2 separate regions of the Homo sapiens genome follow, and region 2 is linked to region 1. Evidence: read pairs that join two places in POLR2A ChIA-PET (ENCODE). Cell type or tissue: K562. All regions are shown on one strand. Each heading gives the region's core, and the rest is flanking DNA. Links, peaks and the distances in the headings are about the cores only.

Region 1 (5,800 bases), core at 473-5,472:
CAGGATAGTTGGGTAGTATGGGTCTATCTGAAGTTGTTGATCAATAATAGATAAGGGAACCAGTCTCTGCAGGTGTGTAAATCTCTCCAACAGGGCTCATCTATGCAGATATAGTGTGCCCAAAAGCAACATGTTGCCTTCATCTCTGGTTAGGGTTTTTCCAGATGGGTATAACAAAAAGATGATGGAATCCAGACTGTTTGCAAGGGTGATATGGAAATAGTGGAGAATGGATTCCAATCTGAACAAGTAGGAAGGTGGAGAAAGGACAGACATTAGTGAACTGGAGTCCCTATCAGGTCAAAGAAGGATCTCATTTATTCATATGCCACCCTAATACAGCTTGTCTATAGAAGGAGGAAAATAAATGTCCTCTTTAAAGCTACTGAATGCAAAGATTTTTTTTTTAATTAAGCTAAAGGGAAAAGAGACCTAGGTCCAGTTTTAACAATTCCCTCTTCCCTAGACTTCGTAGGAGGGCCCAAGCACAGACAAACCCAGCCTTATATATATATTCTTACCTGAATATAGATTTCTCCCAATATGCCAGTTGAAACTCTCTCAGCATAAAAAACCTATGGAAAAAATACTTTTGCCTTTTCACTTGGCTAAAAGAAGATTATTCTATAAAAAGAACTGTAGTCCAGATGATTAAACAATGGAGGGAGAGGATGAAAACCAAAACTTTACTCAAATGGAAACCTCCTTAAATTTTCCCATTATTCTTAATGAAATAAAGGCTGAGCTAACTGCTAGAGAAAACTGATTCTTGATGTTGCAGAAAATAAGCTTAAAAATAATCATTCTAAAGTCTTGTTTCTTTTTCTGTAGTATGCGTATTTTCTGTTCTATTTTAATATTATTTTTATGAAACCTTTGGTTAGGCTGGGTGCAGTGGCTCATGCCTGTAATCCCAGCACTTTGGGAGGCTGAGTCGGGGGGGATCACTTGAGGTCAGGAGTTCGAGACCAGCTTGGCCAACATGGTGAAACCCCATCTCTACTCAAAATACAAAAAATTAGCTAGCTGGGCGTGGTGGTGGGCACCTGTAATCCCAGCTACTCGGGAGGGTGAGGCACAAAAATCATTTGAACCTGGGAGGCGGAGGTTGCCGTGAGCCGAGATAGTGCCATTGCACTCCAGCCTGGGCAACAAGAGTGAAACTCCGTCTCAAAAAAACAAAAACCAAAAGTTTGGTTAAAATGAAAAGGGAAAGAAATAAAATACTAACTATATAGAAAATGAGAGAAGAAATAGTAAGAACTTTGTATTCAAACTCTACAAAATTTTTCAGATGACTCTTGTCAATTTTATCAAATAATAAATATGCTCAAGAACAAGTCTAACTTTTCTCTATTTTTCAGACAGAAAAAGAGAAGCAGATGAAAGGAAATAGAATTTTCTATTTTCTCCTCACCATGTAAGCCTCAAATAAAAAGCATCTAACAATTCAACGATCTTAACTTGGACCTGGTAGGAGACATACACTGAAGCAGTGGCTACAACTCCAAAATATACCAATCTGTGAGGCTACGAGATGACAGGTCAAATTTTTCTCAGAAGAAACATCCTAGCTATATTTCATCATTGAATGTAGCCATGTATTGGCCCAGTAATCGTCACAAGCATCACAACCAATTACTTAGGGCTTTAATAAAGAAGGGACCTTATGTAGAGTTTAATCAGATGGCAGTTGTGGGAAAGAAGCAGAAATAGTTTTGTTTGTTTGCATTAACAAATGGATGATGAGAAAGATAAAAGGGGAAATCAAGAAGATAACCCAAAGGAAACAGATAAATGGAGGAATAAAAATGAAATTCTATCTTCCCCCAAACAGAATCTGGCATAAGAAAATGCAGGCATTTTTGGCTAAACCAGAAATTAGATGGGAACTACATCTCTTTAAGGTCCAGAGTTATAAAGCACAGGGTAAGGAAAGGGCACCCGGATAGGGGAATCCTGTGCCCTGGGTTTTAGTCCTAGCTTTGCTGATCCTCAGTTTCCTTACCTGTAAGGAGAGAGAAATGCTTCTTGCCCTTTGCTATAACAAAAAGACCACCAATATTGTCCCCTGCCCCCACTCATCCACAGTTGTTCTGATAGACTTGGGACAGCTATATTTTCAACCCTCTCTTCCAAATACTTGAGATGTATTTTATAGATCTGTGAGTGAGCAGCTATTTCTAATTCTGTTTTGAAAGGATTGTTCCAAAACCAAGATGATACGGGGGATGCCATTAGAAAAATATATTTGTAAGGTGACAATCAATTTAAATTATCTCATAAAAAGATGAGTTCTGGCATATCATAAGTGAGGTAAGATTGCTTCCTTGTTTCTATCAGAAATAGGGTAAAACCAGCTCAGTCGAAAGCTGGATAAGAAGTTAAGCAGTAATTTTTTTTTTTTTTTTTAGAGGGAATCTTACTCTGTCGCCAGGCTGGAGTGCAGTGGTACGATCTCCGCTCACTGCAACCTCCACCTCCCAGGTTCAAGCTGTTCTCCTGCTTCAGCCTCCTGAGTAGCTGGGACTACAGGTCCAGCTAATTTTTGTATTTTTAGTAGAGACAGGGTTTCACCATGTTGCCAGGATGGTCTTGATCTCGACCTTGTGATCCACCCGCCTTGGCCTCCCAAAGTGCTGGGATTACAGGCGTGAGCCACTGCGCCCGGCCCGAAGTTAAGCAGCTATTGATGGCAGTCTGTTGGACTTTATTCCATTTATTTCTTTCATTTTCATGTAAGCTTTCTGTGATTGAATCACAGGAAGTTAATATGCCAATTATTTACTTCCTGGGAGTCTAAGAAAGCACCTTTATTTACTATATGCCATCAAACAGAGCTATTACATTATGTTGAATTTGTAAGGATAAAAACCATGACAAGTGCACCATATTTCTAGAAAATAGGTTCCAAGTGTAAAACAGAGGGCTAGGCATCTCTTTTTTTCATATAAAACCATGAGTGAATGTATACTCCTTTTTTAAGAAAGTATCTTTTGTTTGGCCAATAAAAAGCCAAATTCTTACAGAATACTTTGTTATAAGCACTTCCATTGTGCAATATAGTTTTGGTTGGAAAAGCTAAAAAATGAACTCTACTTCCCAAGCCTATTAAAAAACATGGAGAATACCATATGAGAATCATGGGTTGTCAAGGTCTTAGGAGTTCATGAAATTGTGTCTAGAACGCTTTGGGTACGGGGGAGTTGCTGTTGTGGTTAAAAAACAAGGAGGGGCATTTCCTTCACTTTACAAATGAAACTGGAGCTTAGAGAGACTGGTTCAAGCTCATGCAGCCTGCAAAGCCTGGGCTCAAAATCAGAACTTCTGACTCCTAATCTTGCTGCTTTGTGACTGCTGGGGTTCAACTGCATGTTGAGATTCCCAAGAATCCCCTGATCTTGGGGCAGGAGGAAGCCAGCTGCCCCTGGTCTCTGCTGACTACAGCCATGGGGACCTATTCGTTCCTCAGTCTCCAACTCTCTGCCCCCAGCTACTGGCAGACGGGAGTAACACGCATGTAGCAGTCCCATCTTTGCCTGTTTATTCTTTGTGAGGGACACTTAGCATTTTCAGTCCATCACTGAGCTGGAACAAAGTAATTTTGCCTGAAGAGCCTGTAGCTGGGCTTAAAGGTGCTTACCTGAAAGGAGAGGGATGGTGATAATCTTTTTGCTCCTAAAGAGGTGGGTCCTGCCAGGTCAGCCCTGGAAGCTCTTTTCTTTGGACAGAACCAGGACTAGCCTCATCCCACAGAACTAGGGAAAAGCTTCAGCATGTGGTTGTAAAGGAGGGTGGGGCCCATCAACTCACATCCTTTAATAATAATAACAAGAGCAGCCCTTTATCAAGGACCTAATTTTTCTAGGCCCTATGCTATGTATGGTAAGTATAATAGTGTGAATCTCACAAACATCCTGCAAGATAGGTATTATCATTGTCACTGTCCCCATTTTACAGATTATGAAATCAAGGTTCAGAGAGTTCAAGTAATTTTCCCAGTGTCACACAGCTAGTAGGTGACAAAGATCTGAACCTAGCTATTTGACTCATGCTCTGTGCTGTTCCAGGCGATTGAGTCTGAACTTGATTGGTAGGATGTGGTATATCAATGTTGTATTCATAACATCAGTTAACCTGGCGGTTAACTTAAGTGAAGTCTACAGATAGAAGACAAGTTGATGAGACTGAATTAGCACAAAATACTAAAATAAGTATTCTGCCTATTTTTGAGTAGGATATTAATTGTAGAGCATCCCCCTATGAGAGAGCCACTCAGAGAAAAACAAGTTCACTCAGAGGTTTAGAGAACTCCATCCGCGAGGCAAGGCTGGGCAAGTGGCTTGTTTACCTCGAAGAACTGGCTCAGTAGGTAAATGGAGCAGGTTCATATAAATAGGATTCTACCTGGAGACAGGGAACCAACCACACATATTGTCTCCCCACAAGAGTAGTCTTTCTGCCTTCCTTGTTTCTTTGACTGGCATAAGCAGACTTCTAGTCATGAGGGCTGGAACCCCACAGTCACCTGGGGCTCCTACTTCCTCACAACTGGCACCTGCCTGGCCCTTTCTCTCTGCAGTCCTGGTACCCCCAATAATGCGGCATCAGATTCTATGGATTTGAGGCCAGAGTTTTCTGGCATCTATACTTTTCCTTTCTATTCCCATTGCAACTACCATAATTGAGGCCCCCGTGACTTCTCCCTAATCACTGCTGTTAGCTCTTTCTAAAACAAGACTATGTCACTCTTATGTCTACAAATCATCTGATTCCTCATTATTTACTGAGTCAAATCCAGACACCTTCACCTGATACTCAAAATCTTTTCAGATTTCCGTGAACACATCTTGTTAGTCTCTCCTCCCTGGCCAACCTTATATGTGCCGAGCTGCAATCCTCACTTAACCCCAAGCACACACAATAATTTTCCACATTTGCACCTTTACTTGTGACCTTTGCTTTGTCTGGAAAAAGAAAACACGTCTGTTGTGTTTGTTTGGTATTTTCTAGTGTTCAAAGTGGTTTCATTCACCTTTTTCCATTTGAAATTTACAGTTACTTTGTGGGGCAAATATGATTATACTCATCTTACAGATTAGAAAATAGTGGCTCAGGGCAGGCCTGGAACTAGAGTTCCATAGCTGAGGGGCTGAGGGATGACTAGCAGCCAGATCTTCAAACTCATTGCTCTGTCCACAGCTCCGTGTTGCTTCTCTCTCCCCGTAATCTGGCCTTTACTCCAGCTCCCTCCAGTTGCTATTAGTCAAATTCCATCTTTTTCTCAAAGTTCAGCTCGAATCTACCAACAACTGTTAACTTTTCCAAAATAAACCCAGAATTGAGGGCTCTCTCTCCTTTGTGTTCTCACAGCTCCCTGCTCAACTTGCTGGGTACTTAAAGCAATTAGGGGAAAGGCCTGAGGGTTCCTACACAAGAATTTTATACCAGCAATGATCAAGGTTTTAAAACCTTTTTGATTATGATCCCATTAAGGCATACATGTTATATCACAACCCAGGGTACATGCACACACCCCTGAAACAAGTTTTATGAAACAAAATTTACTTCTAATTTCTCAATGCACTGTGATATTTTCTCTAGTCTACTATTTATTAAGAAGTGCTGGTTAGGAACCCACTAAATTGCTTGTGAGAACCACTAATGAGTTATGATCAGCAGTTTGAAAAACCCTGATTTAAATATTATTATGTCCCTTCTAAATGGCCTAGACAACATTTTCAAAGGTTTGCAAAAGACTGAGCTAGCAAGGAAGATAGGTACGTTCATCAGGGATTTA
Region 2 (5,800 bases), core at 317-5,316, 170 kb before region 1:
TACACTGAAAATCTGTCTGCTAACAAAGGGTTCATGATATCCAAGCAAATATGGTATATGACCCAGAAATAGCTATTTTTTCAATTCAGCAATTTAAAATAGCAAAATCTTGAAATTTTATTGCCCAGGATATACAAAAGTACTCATACACACTTGTCTGCATACCCACCAACACAAAATGTCAATGTGGACACACACTCCCGCTTGGGCCTCCTCTCTCTCTCCGGCTCCATTTTCTCCGCCGCCGGGGGCCGGGGTCTCCTGTGGGGGGCCCAGCCGGTATCCCAGGTCTCCCTTCAGTGCCGGGGTGAACCCCCGGGGGAGCCGAGAGCCGGGGGCAGACGGGCGGGGGTTGGGGCGGAGGGAGCAGCGGCCCCAGCGAGTTTGTGGGGAGAAGTAACCAAGCGGGGGGAGGGGCTGAGCAGGGAGGGGGCCTCAGGGCCCCCCCCCAGCTATGGACTAACGGCTACTGGGGCCGCCTCCTCCAGGCGGGGCCCGGGGGGGGCCTGGGATTGGTGAGTGGGGAGCCTGGGGGCCCTGGCGAGCCTCCTGGTGGCGGAGACCCCGGTGGGGGTAGCGGGGGGTTCCCGGGAGGCCGAGGGAAGCAAGACATCGGGGACATTCTGCAGCAGATAATGACCATCACCGACCAGAGCCTGGACGAGGCCCAGGCCAAGAAACACGCCCTAAACTGCCACCGAATGAAGCCTGCTCTCTTTAGCGTCCTGTGTGAAATCAAGGAGAAAACCGGCCTCAGCATTCGGAGCTCCCAGGAGGAGGAGCCGGTGGACCCACAGCTGATGCGCTTGGACAACATGCTTCTGGCAGAGGGTGTGGCTGGGCCCGAGAAAGGGGGCGGCTCAGCAGCAGCAGCTGCAGCCGCTGCAGCCTCTGGTGGTGGCGTGTCCCCTGACAACTCCATCGAACACTCGGACTATCGCAGCAAACTTGCCCAGATCCGTCACATATACCACTCGGAACTGGAGAAGTATGAGCAGGCATGTAATGAGTTCACGACCCATGTCATGAACCTGCTGAGGGAGCAGAGCCGCACCAGGCCCGTGGCCCCCAAAGAGATGGAACGCATGGTGAGCATCATCCATCGAAAGTTCAGCGCCATCCAGATGCAGCTGAAGCAGAGCACCTGCGAGGCTATGATGATGCTGCGCTCCCGTTTCCTGGATGCCAGACGAAAGCGCCGTAACTTCAGCAGACAGGCCACTGAGGTCCTAAATGAGTATTTCTACTCCCACCTGAGTAACCCATATCCTAGTGAGGAGGCCAAGGAGGAGCTTGCCAAGAAGTGTGGCATCACCGTGTCTCAGGTCTCCAACCGGTTTGGCAACAAGAAGATTCGCTATAAGAAAAACATCGGAAAGTTCCAAGAGGAGGCAAACATCTATGCTGTCAAGACAGCCGTGTCAGTCACCCAGGGGGGCCACAGCAGCACCAGCTCCCCGACACCCCCTTCCTCTGCAGGCTCTGGCGGCTCTTTCAATATCTCAGGATCTGGAGACATGTTTCTGGGGATGCCTGGGCTCAACGGAGATTCCTATTCTGCTTCCCAGGTGGCATCACTCCGACGCTCGATGGGGCCAGGGGGCTATGGGGATAACCTCGGGGGAGGCCAGATGTACAGCCCACGGGAAATGAGGGCAAATGGCAGCTGGCAAGAGGCTGTGACCCCCTCTTCAGTGACATCCCCAACGGAGGGACCAGGGAGTGTTCACTCTGATACCTCCAACTGATCTTGCCCCTCAGGGTCACAGGGGTGGGGGCTCTCACAAGGCGACTCTTGAAGAGGACGCAGGCTTCCAGAGGACAAACCCCAATACAGGAGAAGCACAAGACAGAGAAGGGCCAATGGGGTCATCCGCTCCCTAATGAGACTGTCTGTGCTGGGGGTGCTAATTACATGGCAGGAAGAATGGGGCCCCTAAGGGGAGTGTGGGGTCTGTCTCTCCCTTTTTTCCAACTTTTTCCTCTCTCGCTTTCTTTCTTACACAGAAACATGCACATACCCAGAAACCTATTTTCTCAGACCCCTTTTTCTCCTCTGTCTTTCTCTCTCCCTCTCCCACACCTCACACACACATACTCCCACTTGCAACTATTCTGTTTCTCTCCTGGGCTCCCCCACTTTCCCTTCCCCACCCCACTTGTAGGCTCTGGAATCTGGAGACGCCAGCCCTGCCCAATCAGAGATGCCAAAAATGGGGACATGACTTCTGGACAGAGGACATGGGACACGCCCCCATGCATCCCCACCCCTGCCCCTCCAGACAGCTTACTTACCTCATACGCAGCTCATCTTAAACCAATAGAATCGCTTGGTGGACGAGAGTGTCTGACTCAGATATCTACCTCGGAGGGAGTTTCTGCTACTTTAGGGAATTATTGACTGGGCTTTGGGGTTGAACTTTTTTTTTTTTTTTTTTTTAAAGAAAGAAAAAGAAACCCTGGGATCCATCTGTTTTTGTTGTTGTTGTTGTTTTTGTTGTTGTTGTTGTTGGTGGTGGTGGTTCTTAATTTTTAATTTAGTTTGGGGAAGTAGCTTGTTTTTTTTTTTTAAATAAATATGTTGATTTCTTGTCTTTTTTTTATTTCTTACTTTCCCATATTAGGGGTGATAGCCAAAGGGGTTCTGGTAAGAGAAAGGGGGACAAACAGAACTGGTAAAGAGGCCCCCCTGGCTCCAGGCCTGTCCATCAGGAAGTAAATTTTACAGGGCACCAAGCTTTGCCCCCTAAAATCCATTAGGTGTTCTTTGTTCATGCAGGCAGGTTTCTGCCGCATTTGATGTGGAGGCAGTGAAGGGCTTGCCCTGCTGGCCTCTCATCCCCCTTCTTCCCACAACCCTTGGGCAGGGCTGGACTCAGTAATTTTGAGGAAATTGAAGATGCCATCTTCCCCTGTGAGTGACATGTCTTTAATTTTTTAAAAAACTCTATTTGAAAATTGGAGGGGGAAGAATGGGAAGGGAGTTATTGCCAAATATGTTAATTATGGGTTGGGGTGCTTGTATATGTATCTTCCTCAATTTCCGCATAAATGAGGTATCTTTTTGTCACACCAAAATCAAGGGGTAGGGAGAGGGAGGAGGTTGCAAAAAGCCAGATGTGGGGGAAAAGTAACATCAACACTGTCCCATCCTCAGCCCTGAACCCTACCATCTGATCCCCTCAGACATTCTCAGGATTTTACAAGACTGTCAGAGTGGGGAACCCCTCCCATTAAAGATCCGGGCAGGACTGGGGACAGGTTGGAAATGTGATGGGTTGGGGGGTGGGAGGCATGGGCCGGGGGCAGTTCTCTCCTCACTTGTAAACTTGTGTAGTTTCACAGAAAAAAAAAATGCAGTTTTAAATAAAGAAATTTCTTTAAAAAAAAAAAATGTCAATGTGTCCCTAGGCCTGGAGACCATGTGTGATTAGGCTAAGTTATATTTAGTTCCTATCTAATATTTTCCCATAAAATATTCCAAACTGAACAATCTCTCATTTCTACATTTGAATATTGTGTAACTTGCCAGTGAATATTTTTTTTGTTACTTTCTAAATTTCCATTGTTTCTTTTTCACATGAAAAATAGGACAGTTCTTAGATGGGGAAAGGCAACAGGATAAATCTGTGGTTCAAAGGATATAAGCACTATTTTATTACTGAAAACTTGAAATGACTTATTATGTGGCATATTATTCTTCTCAAAAGCCTCGTTAGTATTTACCATTTTAAGAACTTTATACATTTTTAACTCATTAAGTCTCACAGAGACAATGTGAAGCAGGTACTAATGTTATTATTGTCATTATAGGCATGGAAAGCTGAGAGCTGTGGCACAGGGAGGTGAAATAACCAGCACAAAGCCGTACAGTTGACAAGCGAGGAAGCCAGGGTTCAAATCCAGGAAGTCTGGCTCCAGAGTCTGTGGGCTAAACCACTATGCCTAGTGTTCAATGGAGACTTGAGTTTATGATAATCTCGCTGCTGTAGGGTTCAGATTTGCATATTATGAAATGAAATGTTTATAAACGTTCCAACCAACGTTTTCTTTTTTATTTTTTTCTTCTTCAACTTTTATTTTAAACTCAGGGGTACATGTGTAGGATATACAGGTTGTTACATAGGTAAATGTGTGCCATCGTGGTTTGCTGCGCAGATCATCCCATCACCTAGGTATTAAGCCTAGAATCCATTAGCTATCTTTCCTGATGCTCTCTCTCCCCCACCCCCTCCCCTGACAGGCCCCGGTGTGTGTTGTTCCCCCTCCATGTGTCCATGTGTTCTCATCATTCTGCTCCCACTTATAAGTGAGAACATGCAGTGTTTGGTTTGGCTTTCTGTTCCTGTGTTAGTTTGCTAAGGATAATGGCCTCCAACTCCATCAATGTCCCTGCAAAGGACATGATCTCCTTCTTTTTTATGGCTGCATAGTATTCCATGGTGTATATGTACCACATTTTCTTTATCCAATCTATCATTGATGGGCATTTAGGTTGAGTCCATGTCTTTGCTATTGTGAATAGTGCTGCAATGAACATACACATGCATGTATCTTTATAAAAGAATGATTTATATTCCTTTGGGTATATGCCCAGTAATGGGATTGCTGGGTCAAATGGTATTTCTGCCTCTAGGTCTTTGAGGAATTGTCACACTGCCTTTGACAGTGGTGGAACTAATTTACATTTCTACCAACAGTGTGAAAACACTTCTTTTTCTCTGCAACCTTGCCAGCATCTGTTGTTTTTTTGACTTTTTAATAATAGTCATTCTGACTGGTGTGAGATGGTATGTCATTGTGGTTTTGATTTGCATTTCTCTAATGATCAGTGATGCTGAGCTTTTTTTAACATTTGTTGGCTGCATGTATGTCTTTTTTTTTTTTGAGACGAAGTCTAGCTCTGTCACCCAGGCTGGAGTGCAGTGGCGTGATCTCGGCTCACTGCAACCACTGCCTCCTGGGTTCAAGCAATTCTCTGCCTCAGCCTCCCAAGTAGCTGGGATCACAGGCACCCACCATCATGCCTGGCTGATTTTTGTATTTTTAGTAGAGACAGGGTTTCACCATCTTGGCCAGGCTGGTCTTGAACTCCTTACCTCAGGTAATCTGCCTGCCTCGGCCTCCCAAAGTCCTGGGATTACAGGCTTGAGCCACCAGGCCCAACGTATGTCTTCTTTTGAGAAGTGTCTGTTCATGTCTTTTTCCCATTTTTTAATGGGGTTGTTTGTTTCTTATAAATTTATTTAAGTTCCATGTGGACTCTGGATATTAGACCTTTGTCAGATGGATATATTGCAAAATTTTCTCTCATTCTGTAGGTTGCCTGTTCACTCTGATGATAGTTTCTTTTGCTGTGTAGAAGCTCTTTAGTTTAATTAGATCCCATGTGTCAATTTCTGCTTTTGTTGCAACTGCTTTTGGCAATGCATTTGTCATGAAATCTTTGCCTCTCTCTATGTCCTGAATGGTATTGCCTAGATTTTCTTCTAGAGTTTTTATGGTTTTGAGTTTTACATTTAAGTCTTTAATCCATCTTGAGTTAATTTTTATATATGGTGTAAGGAAGTAGTCCAGTTTCAATTTTCTGCGTATGACTAGCCAACACTCCCAGCACCATTTCTCAAATAGGGAGTATTTCCCCATTGCTTGTTTTTGTTAAGTTTGTAGAAGATCAGATGGTTGTAGGTGTGCAGTCTTATTTCTGGATTCTCTGTTCTGTTCCATTGGTCTGTGTCTGTTCTTGTACCAGTGTCATGCTGTTCTTGTTATTGTAGCCTTGTAGTGTAGTTTGAAGTCA

The links. ChIA-PET counts read pairs that join two places held together with the same protein. Peaks named below come from ENCODE experiments on the same cell type or tissue, not always from the same donor. Only the 100,000 strongest peaks of a DNase experiment are listed, where the experiment ranks them.
Region 2: POLR2A ChIA-PET joins it to region 1 with 6 read pairs; 2 of 35 experiments call an interaction of 5 or more read pairs at or near these places.

What each region holds. Positions count from the first base shown.
Region 1 is chr3:143,345,622-143,351,421 of GRCh38, forward strand. All of the region lies in intron 14 of SLC9A9 (solute carrier family 9 member A9), which reads right to left. SLC9A9-AS1 (SLC9A9 antisense RNA 1) reads left to right here. Exons shown (of 4, transcript NR_048544.1): 4 at 1,365-1,450. Among named protein-coding and RNA genes, the nearest start is that of SLC9A9-AS1, 6.3 kb to the left of the region's middle. In K562, for the core only: a CTCF peak has its summit at 3,495; a DNase peak (open chromatin) is centred at 3,480.
Region 2 is chr3:143,175,872-143,181,671 of GRCh38, forward strand. It overlaps the pseudogene PBX2P1. Among named protein-coding and RNA genes, the nearest start is that of CHST2, 59 kb to the left of the region's middle. In K562, for the core only: no CTCF peak of the experiment used is centred there; a DNase peak (open chromatin) is centred at 2,268.